Linked DNA regions of Homo sapiens: region 2 is linked to region 1. A link is a loop called in an ENCODE intact Hi-C map of the cell type or tissue named here. Cell type or tissue: ascending aorta. All regions are shown on one strand.

What was found. A loop is a pair of places that touch in the nucleus more often than their neighbours do. Peaks named below come from ENCODE experiments on the same cell type or tissue, not always from the same donor. Only the 100,000 strongest peaks of a DNase experiment are listed, where the experiment ranks them.
Region 2: it touches region 1 in a loop (2.4-fold over the local background); 3 of 110 quality-filtered maps call a loop at or near these places.

The regions. Positions count from the first base shown.
Region 1 is chr3:109,681,399-109,689,398 of GRCh38, reverse strand. The region is part of intron 2 of LOC124906267 (a long non-coding RNA gene); the gene reads right to left. Among named protein-coding and RNA genes, the nearest start is that of MIR4445, 83 kb to the right of the region's middle. In ascending aorta, no CTCF peak of the experiment used is centred here; a DNase peak (open chromatin) is centred at 3,878; H3K4me3 peaks cover 508 bases; H3K27ac peaks cover 2,451 bases.
Region 2 is chr3:109,548,793-109,556,792 of GRCh38, reverse strand. No RefSeq gene overlaps it. Among named protein-coding and RNA genes, the nearest start is that of MIR4445, 50 kb to the left of the region's middle. In ascending aorta, no CTCF peak of the experiment used is centred here; no DNase peak of the experiment used is centred here; H3K27ac peaks cover 2,432 bases.

The DNA.
Region 1 (8,000 bases):
GCTGAGGCAGGAGAATGGCGTGAACCCGGGAGGCGGAGCTTGCAGTGAGCCGAGATCCCGCCACTGCACTCCAGCCTGGGCGACAGAGCGAGACTCCGCCTCAAAAAAAAAAAAAAAAAAAAAGAGAACTACCATTTGACCCAGTAAACCCCATCCTCGGTATATATCCAAAAGAAAACAAATCATTCTACCAAAAAGACATATGCAACTGTATGTTCATTGCACCACTATACAGAATAGCAAAGACATGAAACCAACATAGGTGCCCATCAATGGTGGATTGGGTTAAAAAAAATGTGGCATGTATATACCATAAAATACTACACAGCCATAAAATAATGAAAGCATGTCCTTTGCAGCAACATGGATGCAGCTGGAGGCCATTATCTTAAGTGAATTAATGAAAGAATAGAAAACCAAACACCATATGTTCTCACTTATAAATGGGAGCTAAACATTAGATACTCACAGACATAAAGATGGCATCAATAGACACTGAGGACTACTAGAGAGGGAAGGAAGGAAAGGAGCAAGCAAGGGCTGAAAAACTGTTGGGTATTATGCTCAGTACCTGGGTGATGGGATCATTTGTATCTCAGCATCACACAATATACCCAGTTAACAAACCTGCACATGTACCCCCTGAATCTAAAATAAAAGTTGAAAAAAAAAAACGTAAACTATTATATTTAAAGAATATTCAGTGAAACCAGAGTTATTAAATTAATAGTAGTAATAAAGGCCTTGTTGTAAGAAATGAACATTCCATCATCAAGCTGAACAATGGGGGATACTTTAAAGAAACTCCAATAGAAGTAGTTCTCACGATTTGGAGATTGTAATAGTTTCTTATAGAACAGAAACTGGAAACTGACATCAAGACCAACTAATTATACGTAAATATATTTTTAAAATATATAATTTTAATATACAGCATGAATTTAAGCCATCTTCACAAATCCTTTTATCTTATTCATAATGCCCAAATTGAAGGGCCTGACTACTGCTTTATAGGTATACAAAGGTCTAGTAGATCTTATTTGGCTATTAGTTCCCAGTTATTAGATAAGCAAAGAATGGCCAGTTGTTTTCCTTACAGAATTAAGCTTTAATAAGCTTTATTTCCATATGGCATGTTACAGTTTCATAGATCAAAATACCTGCAGTTTCTAAGAAACAAGTTTAAGCTTTAGCATTTATTTCCAGATAAATAGCAGTGTTCTTCAATAAACCAGGTACTAGAAAAAGTTATAGTGCCTCAGTTATATATTCTGCTTTTACTATAAGTGCTTCCAAACTATTTCAGTACTTACTTTCCCCAACTCCTGTGAGAGTAAGAAGTCCGGATCACCAATGCTTAGGTGATTTTCTAGGTTACAAATCTTGTGGAAAGTGGAAAGAGCCTTACTGTGTCACAGACTTGAACAAATAACCCCAGAATGAGTACTACTTAAGAAAGAAGAGAATATCTATTTCAGCCTCTGAACTACTTTTCATTTGCTTCAGCTTTGATTTAAGGCATTTAGTCTAAGGCTGATAATGTTTTCATTCTGGCTAACATGCCATTCCTGAGCCTTGCTTTCCAATGCATTCCTTGTTGTTATTAGCCTCTGCTTTACATGGATGGGAGATTGACTACAATAGGCTCCCACATCATCTAGCTTGTGGCTTAGCTAGTTAGAGGCACTGCAGAAGGTGGGAAGCTAGAGGGAGGAGAAACCAGAATATTTCTCCATGCTCTTTCTGCTCAACCTTGATTATTGAGATTACTATTATTATGCATTAGCTATGTGAAATATATTCACATCACTTACAATTAAATAATCTTTACTGGCAAAATACAAAGATCACTAAATTTATTTATTATTTTTATTTTATTTTTTTTATTTATTTATTTATTTATTTATTTATTTATTTATTTTTGAGACAGAGTCTCACTCTTGTTGCCCAGGCTGGAGTGCGATGGCATGATCTCGACTCACCACAACCTCTGCCTCCCAGTTTCAAGTGATTCTCCTGCCTCAGCCTCCCAGGTAGCTGGGATTACAGGCATGCACTATCACGCCCAGCTAATTTTGTATTTTTAGTAGAGATGGGGTTTCTCCATGTTGGTCAGGCTGGTCTCGAACTCCCAACCTCAGGTGATCTGCCCACCTCGGCCTCCCAAAGTGCTGGCCTCCCAAAGGCGTGAGCCACCGCGCCCAGCCAGAAATCACTAGATTTATTTTTAAATGAAAACAAACTACAAATTGCTATGAAATAATTTAAAATTGCTGTCATCTGAAGTCATTGGGCTTAATCTTTTTATTCCTGGTTTAATTATGAAAAATGACTCATTATCATTTACCATACTGGGTTAGAATTACCTTGTACCTCTATAAGGACACTGGTTTTTTAACCATTTCCCAGAGAACATCTGTACAGTTCTCAAAATATTATTGTAACAACATTAAGAGCATAATTAATAGAAGACCTCTCACTTGTTTGCAAAGCCAAGCAGACAAGTAAGAACAGTAAGAGCAATAAGTTATACAGAAGGCTTGGCACCTTTTTGCAGTTGACTAGTAAGTGAGTCCCTTCCCTACTTTATTTGTAGTTTATAACAAGCCTTGAGAGATTTTTAAAATATTGATTATCTAAATACATAAACTAACTACGTTAATAAAGAAAATATCTGGTAGAAGATATGTTGAAAATAGTTATCAATGTTGCTTAAGGTTTCTATTTGAAATGTCAATTTTTAAGAAAAGGAAGATAAAAAATAAAAGTGTGATGCTAAAAAATTAACAACTGCATAGCAGTGCACAATACACAAAGTAAATTTCAGATCCAAATAGATTATTATCATCCCATGCTCATAAATTACAATTGTGCATAGCATAGGCTAAGCGAGCTCAAAGTTACAATAAATCATGGATCTGGGAGTTGCTACCTGTTCCTTTATCCCAGAATGATGGTGTACATAATAACGGTTATATCGATAATAATCATTTAAATCTATTGGTTTAGAAAACTGCAAAGTCCAGGAGTATATTTGGCTTTAAGCATAGCTTCAGTCATGGCATGAAGCTCAAGTGATGTCATCAGTGTCTGTTTCTCTCCATCACTTGGAGGTACTGATCAAATGATGGCCAGGAGTCCACCATCCATTGGTGTCACTGTGCCCACTGGATCCCAGAATACAACGTGAATTATTCTTTCTGGAATTGGACAAACGATACTCTTGATAGTCTAAGTACAGCTGTAGGGCTGGAAGAACCTTGTACTGAAGGATGCCACATAGCTCACAATTCCCCTGGGCTTATTTATGAAAGAGGAATAATTATAAACATCATGTCTAAGTAAGCATTACTGAAAGCTAAAATCTTCTCTGATTTCACCAAATGATCTGTACAAGAATGTTCATAGCAGCTTTACTAACTGTATCTCTGTATTAGTCCATTCTCACACTGCTATAAAGGACTTCCCTAAGACTAGGTAATCTATAAAGAAAAGAGGTTTAATTGACTCACAGTTCTGCACATCTGGAGAGCCTCAGGAAACTTACAATTATGGCAGAAGTGTAACAGTCTTTCGTTGTCTTAGATAATGCCCAGAGGAGCACAGACACAAAGGTGAGGTTGGAACAAAAGTTTACAGCTGAAAGAAGAAAGCTCTCTTCCAGAAGAGGGGGTCCCAAATAGGAAGACCCACTATGAGTCTGGGGTCCAGGGTTTTTATGGTCTGGGAAGGGGAAGGAATGAGCTTAATCAGTGAGCTGTCTTAGTGAATGTATGACTCAGCTTGGCCTGGTACCAACCAGGAGCTGAAATGATGATTCATAGAGGCTGCTCAGCTTGGCCCAGGACCTGTTAGAAGCTGAAGTGAAAGCCTGGCCCGGGACCAATCAGAGGCTGAAGTGATGAGTCACAGGAGCTGGACTTATAGTCCTAATAAAGGAAAGTAGAGTGCCCACTGGAACCCCCCAGAGTCCACCATGCCCATGCCCACAAAAGGAGAAGAAACTTTTCCTGGGAGCCCACTGACTATACACAGGACAAAGGCATTTCTATGCCAGGCCTTGTTCCCTTGTCTGAGTGAGCTGGAGGTTTGTGCAAGTTTTCAGCCAAATGGGCCGGAGGTTTTTTCTATCTGTGCAGCTGTGGGCATGTCTCCAGGCACAACACCCTGTGCTAGTTCCCTTATCGGTGCCTGCAGCTTGAATTTTTTCCCAGGCTGCTTTTTATGTTATGTGGGGATGAGGAACTGACCCATGGGCCGGGGGCTCTCCAGGACCCTTTCCTTGTTATCTACCTAAGGCAAGCTAACTAACTCCTTTCAGTGGGAGAAGCAGGCACATCTTACATGGTGGCAGGCAAGAGAGGGGGATGAAGGAAGAACTTCCAAACACTTATAAAACCATCAGATCTTATGAGAACTCATTCACTAGTATGAGAACAGCATGGGCGAAACTGCCCCCATGATCCAATCACCTCCCTCCCTCAACACATGGGGATTACAGGTCCCTCCTGTGACACTTGGGAACTACAATTTGAGATGAGATTTGGGTGGGGACACAGAGCCAAATCATATCACTCTCCCAACTAGAAACAACTGAAATACTCGTCAGTAGGAGAATGGATACATAAACTGTGAAAATTCATACAATGGAATACAGATGGTTCCTGACTTAACAATGGTTTGGCTGACTTATGATTTTTGAACTTTAAGGTGGTATGGAAACCATACTTTAAGTACCCATACAACCATTCTGCTTTTCACTTTCAGTACAGTGTCCAATAAATTACATGAGATAGTCAACACTTTATTATCAAGTAGTGTTAGATTTTTGAGCCCAAGTATAGGCTAATGTAAGTTCTCTGAACACGTCTAAGGAAGTGAGCCTAAGCTATGATGTTCAGTAGGTTACGTATATTAAATGCATTTTGACTAACTATATTGTCAACTTACAACAGGTTTATCAGGACATACCCCATCATAAGTCAAGGAGCATCTATACTACATCAGAGGAAAAAAAGAACAAATGGATACTACCTGCAATCATATGGCTCAAACTTTCAGACTTTATGTTAAGTAAATGAAGCCAGGTTAAAAAGAGTACATACTCTATAATTCCATTTATATGAAGTTCAAAAACAGGCAAAACTAATTGATTATAACAAAATCTAGAGTCTTAGTTTCCTTGAAGTCACTGGGTTTTGACTGAGGAGGGGCATGAAGGAAATTTCTGGCTGTTGGAAATGTTACATCTCAATCTAAGTGGTAGTTATTTGGATATGAGTGTAAAAGTTCCTTGAGCTGACACTTAAGAATAGTGTGCTTTACTCACTTTATTATGCATATGCTAAAAGTCAATATTAAAATTTGGTTTAAAATCTGCTCTGAATCATTTGACCATGAACACATTGGCTAATATGCCACATCATAAAATACCACAGTGAAACATCACAGTGATACATCTAAATATGCCACCATCCTGACACTCTTCTTAAACTTATTCATCCTGGATATGCAGTGACCTTTATGTTTTTAAGGTGATATATTTTAAAAGAACATGAATTTTGAATTGTTTACTCAGTTTCAGTAACAGATATGCTCAGACTTGTCTGTGTTCTGAGATTTAGCTGCTGTTATCAGCAACATGTATTTACCAACAAACCAGGTGCAGAGATGCAATAACATGTACAGTATATGCCCACTAGTAATCATATCAGCCAGCAATAATGTAACCTGATGCAACAAATAGATTATTTCAAGTGGGGTAAAATTGAATTTTTATAAATGGAAGCCTACTAAAACTCCATTTTCAAGATTTATTTTTGCTAATTTCTCCATCCAAATCAGCAAAACAAGTAATTAATTAGCTGAAGCCACTTAAATATAATGTTTCTTAAAATATTTCTTTAATAAGATGTAGTGTCTGTTTTATAAGTTTCTCCCTCCTCTTCAATTTGCTTAAAACTACACCATAGGTCAACAAAAGAAAAACACAAGTTTTGATAATCTTTTGTCTTTTCTCTTTCTTTTATTTTTTTTAAGAGATGAGGTCTCGCTCTGTCACCTCGGCTGGAGTGCAGTGGCGCAATCATGGCTCACTGCAGTCTTGACCTCCCAGGATGAAGCTATCCTCCCACCTCAGTCTCCCCAATAGCTGGGACTACAGGCAAATGCCACCAGGCCTGGCTGATTTTTGTATTATTTGTAGACACAGGATCTCACCGTGTTGCCCAGGATGGTCTCCAACTCTTGAGTTCATGCAATCTACCCACCTCAGCCTCCAAAAGTGCTGGGATTTCAGGCATAAGCCACCACACCTGGCCTTTTGTTTTGTCTTTAAGTCTTTGGTAGTGAGTCAATGGAAGAACAGAAAGATCAAGTAATGAAATCATTTAAAGTCAGGCCCATCCAGCTTAAGTCAGATGCAATTTGTTAATATGAGGCTTACAAATCCTGGGTTTTATTAGAAAACGTTGATTACTAGAGGTTTAGGAGTCTGATGATCTTGTTAACAGCCTCCCTATGCTGACCGAGAACTTGGGGAAATTGCAGTCTCTTTTCAGACTACTTTTCAAGAAATTTCTCCCTGGTTGCTTTTCAGAACTAAATGGTTTCTTTGCTTGAAAAATTGAACAAACAACTGAATTCTGGCCTTGCAAAGTTCTCTTCTGTTTTCAGGTTGGTGGCATTTCGGCTACAGTATGTCATCTGCTTTTTGAGACTCTGATATCTCCCAGAACATCCTTGAAAATAAGATCACATATTTTTATAAAAAGGAATGATGTGTGATATTGAACCTGTTCTTGCTCATGCTAGATTAAAGGAAACCTGTTCAATAATTCATGATGACCTGATATGTATTAAAATTTCACTAAGTACAATATCATTTTGACTCTCTTTTAGAAAAAGAATATATTTTATTCCATATAAGGGCCAAAACATATTGTTATGTATTGACACTGAAATATAATAGGCAACTTTTACAATGCTAGGCACATAGGAAGTGCCTAATACATTATCATTGATTGACTGACATGTAAATGAACTGTGTGATTCTTTATGATCTTTCACAGATTGGGAAGCTCTGAAAACACATTACTTATTCAAAAAAGAACTGAAAGATCAGTCCCTGAATGAGCAGCTCTATTGTTCTGTCCAACTGTCTTTGGCCTAGGTGAGAGGATATTTAACTTAGATTTAACTGGTCTTCAGATGTGTCTACTTGAACTTCCATGTCACAAATGGAGCAGAAAGCAAGATATGCACAGAGCAGAAAAGACAAGTCAATATCTGACCTCCAAAATCAATTCAGGGAAACATTTTCAGTACTTAACTCTGTATTGTTCAAGTTCCTGTGCAAAGAAAATAAACTAGGCCTTCTCCTGGCTCTGTAGGAGGTCATAATGCATAGAGTTCTAGTCTCTAGAATAAATCTATCTATTGAAGAACAAGGTGATTGTAATACATTAGTAGTTCTCCCCTTATATCCAGGGTTTTGTTTTTTATAGTTTCAACTACTCATGGTCAACCAGAGTCTGGAAACAGGTGATTACAGTACAATAATGTATTTTGAGAGGGAGAAACAGACCACATTCACATAACTTTTATTACAGTATATTAATTGTTCTATTTTATTATTAGTTATTTTTGTTAATATCTTAACAGGCCTAATTCGTAAATTAAATTTTATCATAGTTTATGTATGTATAGAAAAAGACATCGCATATATAGAGTTTGGTACTATCCACGGATTCAAGAATTCACTAGGGATTTTGGACTGTTTCCCCACAGATAAGGGGAGACTACTGTACACAGTGTTCAAAGATGAATATCCCTTCAGGTTGAAGCTGAATGAATGCATATTTGGAGTGAACAGAGATAGAGATATGAGAGTACTTATTTATATATCCTGATCTAGAAAGCAGAAAGCTGTTGGACTGCTTTCTCTTCTTTCTTTTTTTTTTTTTTTTTTTGAGACAGGGTCTCATGGAGTGCAGTGGCAC
Region 2 (8,000 bases), 130 kb after region 1:
TATGTGTACAAAGTAGAAAATCTAGAGGAGATGGATAACTTGCTGGAAATACACATCCCTCCTAGATTAAATTAAATCATGAAGAAGTAGAAACTGAACAAATAAAGAATAAGTAGAGGGATTGAAACCAATAAAAAAAATTGCCAACAAAAAAATGTCCAGGACCAAATGGATTCACAGCTGAATCCTATTAGACATTTAAAGAAGAATTGCTACCAATCCTACTGAAACTATTCTAAAAGATAGAAACAGAGGGAATCCTCCCTAAATCATTCTATGAAGCCAGTATCACCCAAATACCAAAATCAGGAAAGAACATAACAACAACAACAACAACAAAACTACAAACCAATATCCCTGATGAACATAGATGCAAAAATCCTGAACAAAATACTAGCTAACCAAATCCAACAGCATATCAAAAAGATAATACAACATGAGCAAGTGGATTTCATACCAGGGGTCCAGGGATGGTTTAAAATACACAAGTCAATTAATGTGGTATATTACATAAACAGAATTAAAAGCAAAAATTATATAATCATCTCTACAGAAGCAGAAAAAGCATTTGACAAAATCCAGCATCCCTTTATGATTAAAATCCTCAGCAAAACTGGCACAGAAGAAGTATATCTCAAAGTAATAAAAGCCATCTATGACAAACCCATAGCCAACATCATACGGAACAGGGAAAAGCTGAAAGCAATCCCCGTGAGAACTGGAAAAAACAAGGATGCTCACTTTTGCCACTTATATTCAATGTAGTACTGGAAATCCTAGCCAGAGCAATCAGGCAAGAGAAAGAAATAAAGGGCATCCAAATTGGAAAAGAGAAAGTCACACTGTCACTGCTCTCAGATATGATCATATACCTAGAAAATGCTAAAGACTCATCTAAAAAGCTCCTAGATCTGATAAATGAATTCAGTAAAGTTTCAAGACACAAAATCAGTGTACACAAATCAGTAGCACTTCTACACCAACAACAACCAAGCTGAGAATAAAATAAAGAACTCAATCTTTATTACAACTGCAAATAAAATAAAATAAAATGAAATAAAATATTCAGGAATATACTTAACCAAGGAGGTCAGAGATCTCTACAAGGAAAACTACAATACACTGCTGAAAGAAATCATAGAAGACGCAAAGTAATGGAAACACATCCCATGTTCCTGAATGGGTAGAATTATTGTGAAAATAACCATAATGCCAAAGGCAATCTACAGATTCAATGTAATTCCCATCAAAATATCACTATCATTTTCAAAGAACTAGAAAAAAATCCTAAAATTAATATTGAATGAAAAAAGAGCCTGCATAGCCAAAGCAAGACTAAGCAAAAAGAACAAATTTGGAGGCATCACATTAGGTTATGTGATAGACTTCAAACTATACTACAAGGCTATAGCTACCGAAGCAGTATGGTACTGGTATAAAAAAAAGGCATGAAGACCAATGGAACAGAATAGAGAACCCAGAAATAAACTCAAATACTTACAGCCAACTGATCTTCAACAAACCACACAAAAACACAAAGTGGGGAAAGGACACCCTCTTCAATAAATGGTGGTGGGATAATTGGCAAGACACATATAGAAGAATGAAACTGAATCCTCATCTCTCACCTTAGACAAAGATCAACTCAAGATGGATCAAAGACTTAAATCTAAGACTTGAAACCTTAAAAATTCTAGAAGATAACACCAGAAAAACTCTTCTAGACATTGGCTTAGGAAAAGACTTCATGACCAAGAACCCAAAAGCAAATGCAAAATAAATAAATAAATAAATAAATAAATAGGACTTAATTAAACTAAAATGCTTCCACACAGCAAAAGAAATAATCAGCAGAATAAACAGACAACCCACAGAGTGGGAGAAAATATTCACAAACTATGCATCTGACAAAGCATTAATATCCAGAGTCTACAAGGAATTCAAACTAATCAACAAGAAAAAAAACAAATAATCCCCTTAAAAAGTGGGCAAAGGACATGAATAGACAGTTCTCAAAAGAAGATATAGAAATGGCCAACAAACATATGAAAAACTGCTCAACATCACTAATAATCAGGGAAATGCAAATAAATCAAAACCACAATGTGATACCACCTTATCCCCTAATGTGTATGAGGAGAGCCCTTATCTCATCAGTTGAAGGCCCAAATAAAACAAAAAGTCTGATGCTCCTCTACATAGGAGAGAATACAATTAGTGTCCTTATAAAATAGGCTCAAAGGAGATCCCTTGCCTTTCCATCTTGTGAGGTTAGAGTGAGAAGACAACTGTAGCTGAGAAAGCTGGCCCTCACCACACAAAATCTTCTGGTGCCTTGATCTTGGACTTCTGTGTCTCTGGAACTGTGAGAAATAAATTTCAGTTGGTTATAAGCCTCCCAGTCTACGGTTTTTTTAATCGTAGCTGCCTGAACAAAGGCACTCACCAAAAAACTTCTGGTTTTAATTTAACTTTCCATGTACAACTTCTCACCTTGAAAAATGCTCCCTCTTCAGGCTAAGTATTTTAGGCTGTGTATCAGATTACTTAGATACCTGTTATTTTTGTCTAGCTGGCAATCATTCAGCCTTCTTCTGAAGAGAACATTTTCATTTCCCTCAGTTCATGTTTGTGAATATTATTCATCTTTCCAGATACAGGAATAGGAATGTGATTTAGGCCTAGATAAGGCAAAGCTACTCTGATTGGTTTCATGATGGATGTGATCAAATCTAGATCAGTGAGAATCAGCCATAGGAGTTTTGCTGGAACCATTTGCAAATATCTGGAATGAGACGTGCTCGTCCTGACAGAGTTGCTAAACTGCTAGAATATAAGCCTGAAGTTATGGCCAATTTTGCCATATTTGGTTGCCTAAGCATAAAGCTAATGCAAATGAAAACAATGCCAGAAGACAGGATAGAATCTGTGCCACCTAATCTAAATATCTGAGACTATTTGTCTCTAAAGATAGCACTGCTCTTTCTCGTTATGAAAGTCAGCCACTTTTATCTTGCTTTATTTTGTTTTGCATAAGCCAGCTTGAGTTGGGCTTTTGTAATTTTCCATAGAAAAAGATCTGAATCATGCAAATGGAAAATTTAAAAAATAAAGCCTGAGCCTACACGGATCAGCTTCCTCTGGTTTATGCATTGGTCTCTCTGAACCTAGTTAGTAAGCTTATTCTTGGTGTGCTAACAGCTTGTGTTTTTCAGTGTACAGAACTGAGAACCAAACCCTGGACTAGATAAAATTCACCAATCCAAATGCTGGTTTGTGAAGCTGTATAGCGTATGAATTAAAAGCATGTACTTTGCCAGAATAAAGCCTTAGCATTACATTTTAGCTTCCTCATTTACTCAGTGAGGTTTCTTGGGCAGGCAAATTATTTAACCTCTATAAGACTCAGTGCCCACATCTGTACAATGGGTCTGGCAATTCCACTTCTAGTACCCCATACTTACACATCTGTATATTATGCTCAATGCATATATTACTCTCAATAAGTCATATGTAATAGTTTGTATTCTTTTATCCATGCATGTGTGCACATGTGTGTTTCTATGTGGATGAGCATGTGTGTATATACATTTGTGTGTGTCTATATAAATTTGAGTTCGTGTGTATTTGTGCAAACCTATATTATTCTGGGGCAATATTGTGTTCTTCTATAGGCTTTGAATTTGGATAAAGCCAAAATAAAATCCTAGATCTCTTGCCTACTAAATGTAAGTAAGCTAGTAATTAAAAATTATTTTAATAATCAAGACTTATTAAAAATTTAGTATGTGAACATTTATGTCTAAGTGCTGGGTCATTTAACTTGCAAGACAACACTGAGTTAAGAATGGCATAGGTGGGCCGGGTGCGGTGGCTCACGCCTGTAGTCCCAGCACTTTGGGAGGTTGAGGCGGGCAGATCATGGGGTCAGGAGATAGAGACCATCCTGGCTAACACAGTGAAACCCTGTCTCTACTAAAAATACAAAAAAAATTAGCCAGGCGTGGTGGCAGGCACCTGTAGTCCCAGCTACTCGGGAGGTTGAGGCAGGAGAATGACTTGAACCCAGGAAGTGGAGCTTTCAGTGAGCCGAGATCGCGCCACTGCACTCCAGCCTGGGCAACAGAGCGAGACTCCATCTCAAAAAAAAAAAAAAAAAAAGAAGAATGGCATGGGTGAGGAAGCTGAAACTGAAAGAACATAAGGGGTTTGACTGTCATCATACAATTCAAGGGTAGCAAAGTCATGATTTGACTCAGTTCTATGAAAAGTTAAAATCACTTGTTCTCACCTAAACTTCTATGCTGCTTTCCTAATAAAGCAATACAAACAATACAGAGAAAACTGAGGACCTGTCTTTTCATGCAAATGGAATCTACTGAATGAGCAACTTAGGAAGTAACCTTTCATGCCTAAGGGATTATCTGTGTCTTCTGTATGTGAATGGCTCTGATCCAAGAATTAAACAATGGACTTCCATAAGATTGATAGGAATAGAGTGATCATCTCTTTTCCAAAACTACCCATTGCACTTTGGCAGATATTTATGTTTTTCTCAAACACGAGAATGCCCAGAAGCATAGCCATGAATCTAAATGCATAGGACTTTTAGCAGAAATCTTAGGGGGCAACTTTACAAGTGCCTGAAATAATGACCAAAGCAATTTTTAAAATGTGTTCAAATAATAGTTGTGAACACAGTCAAATTGTTCCACCTAAGATGCAAAGGAAAGGTAATTACCTGTAAAACACATAAAATATATATTGTTTACTCATCATTAACTCTGAACACCTTTATGCTAATGGATAGAATAAGACATGCTCCCAACAATAAGGTGACATAAACAGCCAGAGTAAGTTGGGGGGCACAAAGACCTCCCAGATGAGTGAATGACATCCCAGTAACCTTGCAGAATCCCTGTTACCAGCTGCAGACTTCAATCACCTGTGGAAGCAATAAATTATGCGAGAAAACCCAAACAGGCACTGCAGATTGCTTTACAAACATGATCTTATCTCTACACAGCCTCTAGCAAGGTGACAGAAAACCACCTTGTAGGTGAAGAAATAGAGCATCAAGGAAGAAGACAAATGACAAGACCCAATAGAACAAAGCCCCAGTTCTCTGAAGCCCAAAAATGTTTTGCCGTTATTGATACTTCTCCAAAGTTTCTATCATGTGGGGTTCCTTTAAGTTCTTCATTTTTAATGTTAAGAAAGCATTTCTGGAACAGTTTTAAATTATTGAACTACAGTCCTGCTTTTACCTTCTATTCATTTTTCCTCCTCCACATTCTTAGGGAAGCACAGAAGTTAACTAATGTTTGTGAGTTCCTGCACTGTGCCAGGCAACTTAAATGAATTCTAAATAGAAACACGTGTTCTCAATAAACCTTTTAGTACTTTTCCTCTTTTATAATCCACTGTTCCCTCCTGGAAGCAGAAATTATCAGAGGAACTGTTGCATAACTGTAAGCAGAGTAAAAGGGCAGTACCAGCACTCCTGATCCTGACAGTTTTCTTTTTAATGTGGTGGCTTTAGTCAATTCTGAAAAGAATTTTGAGAATAAAAAGTCTGTGATTTTTATCATGGACTTTTACTCAGCTCATGGTAACTTCAGTAATGGAGAAAGAACTAAGCTGCCAATAGCACAAACAATGTCAATGGAGTAATTATAGATGATGGATGAATAGATGAATAGACAGATAAACATAGATGATAGATGGATATAATAGGTGATAGGTAGATAATAAATAAATTCCACTTTCAATCCTCTTTTTTTCTATGTAAACATTTCTATCTAAATGTTAATGTAGGAAACATTAAAGTTAGGCAAAGGTTTTCTCTTTCAAAGGTACCAATGGAAGGTTAAACTTGAAATTAAAATACATTTCTCTAGCAGAGTGAAGAAATTAGAACACTTTTCCAAGTGTCCAGTGTAAGCTCAAGTGAGAATTGGACTTAATTCCCAATTTCTGATCCATAGCTAAAATGTTTTGTATGTATGACCAAAAACATTTCTTGCTAAATCAGCAAACTGCCTTTGATTTTAGTAGGTGGTATGACAGAAAATATACAAAAATGTTTATGAGCACAAATGCTTGAATCAACTGCCTGGGGTTCAACTCTTGACTCTACCACTAGGTACCTATGTGATTTAACACAATATTTAACCTTTTATGCCTCAAACTCTTTATCTATAAAATGTGGGTAATGGGAGTATCTACCTCATGAGCTGCTGTAAGGATAAATAAATTTTAAAAGAAAGAACCTTCGAACACTTCCTGGTACATTTTATGCACTCAGTAGATGTTAGCTAATATGATTATCACCAAATTTCAAGATGTTAAAACTGTAGCAGGATATTAGTCTATGTTTTGTTTTTCTCTTTGATGCAACTGAAAGCTATTATATTTTTCTTTCCTTTCTCAAGAAAAAAACCCAAGATTTTGAGTCCTAGGGTGGAAGTATGAGAGAAATTAGAATTAACAACCTCTGTTTTCCAAATATTTTCATAAAGGAACGTGGCTAAATTTAATTAAGAAAGGTGGGGGAAGGGGGCAAAAAGATGAAAGATGAGAATGTGGCCTGGAAGAAATGAGAGGGTGAGCATCCCACAGACTTAGAGCTGTATAGGGTTGAATTTTCAGCAAGTGAAGGAGACCCATGTTTCAGCCGCACACAGCACCCCAGATGGACGATGGAGAGGAGTATCTGATGTTGGCCTCTAAGAACCTAGGCCTTGAGGGCAGCATCAGGGGCCTCTGTGGACCAATGAGTAGGACCAGTCAGAGATATCTGAGATGGCCCAGTACAACTCTACCAGAAAAATAACAGAAGACAAGTATGTGCAAAGTATTGTGCAGCAGACTAAACTGTGGTAATGATCAAGACATGCTGGGCTATGGATCAGATCACTTACTCATCACAACTTGCCCCAACTCAAGTCTTATAGAACCATATGGAGGAGCCCCAAATAAAAACTAATATTGTTTTCCTTACTGCCCTGTTAATTGAAGACTAGACCCACAATTAATTTGTTTTAAAACAGTGAAACTTTATCTCAAGCAATGCAGGGCACAAGTATAGGTTTTGAAGTTATTTTGACCTCAGTTTAAACACTAGCTATGTCTGTGACCATGAGTAAATGACTACTTCACTAAACTTTAGTTACCACATTTGTAAAATTATAGCATACTTACCTGGAAGAGTATGTGTAAAAATTAGTAAAGTTAGTAAATCATTAATTAATAGACACATAATGTAGTACATAGTAGGTTCTCAGTAAAGGGAAACTATGGTTATTATAATATAAATGTGCTCCTTTATGCAGAAAAATAATGATCAATGAAAGATGACCCTCATATAAAAGAGAGCCTGTGACATGCAGCTCAGATCTCCTTCAGGACCAAGGCACTCTTGAACTAGGTTGCCTAGAATACGGGTTATATGACACATTCAATAGCAGGAGCATGGAGAGCATATGTAGAACTGGATCTAAAGGGGCTAGAACAAGGAGTCTTGGAACATACAGTTGGTAAGAGAGAGTTTATCAATATGGGAGTACTATCCTGTGAAGCAGGATTTAACATCCTGCAAGAACACTGGGAGATGGTCTAACATGCCACTCAGATGGCCTGAGATGCACAAGAAAGCGATACATTAGATGAATTAGAAATACTAAAAATTCTTCATTCATGAAAAGACTGACTCAGTAGGTGAGCACAAGTTGAAAATTGACAGCTGCTACATCTCACTCAGAGGTGACTTTGAAAAAAAAAAAAGCAAAAAAGAAAATTTCTCACAATGGGCAGAGCTTCAGCAGGTGTACCCAGCCATCTGCTTTGTGTGGAATGAAAAGTGGCCCATACACATATATATATATATAGTTTCATGAGCAATGGCAAAGGACTTTACTGGTTAATCAACACATAGAAGGAAAAAACCCCTGGATGTCTGGTACAGGGAAGTCTGGAAAAGAGGCATGTGGATTGACATA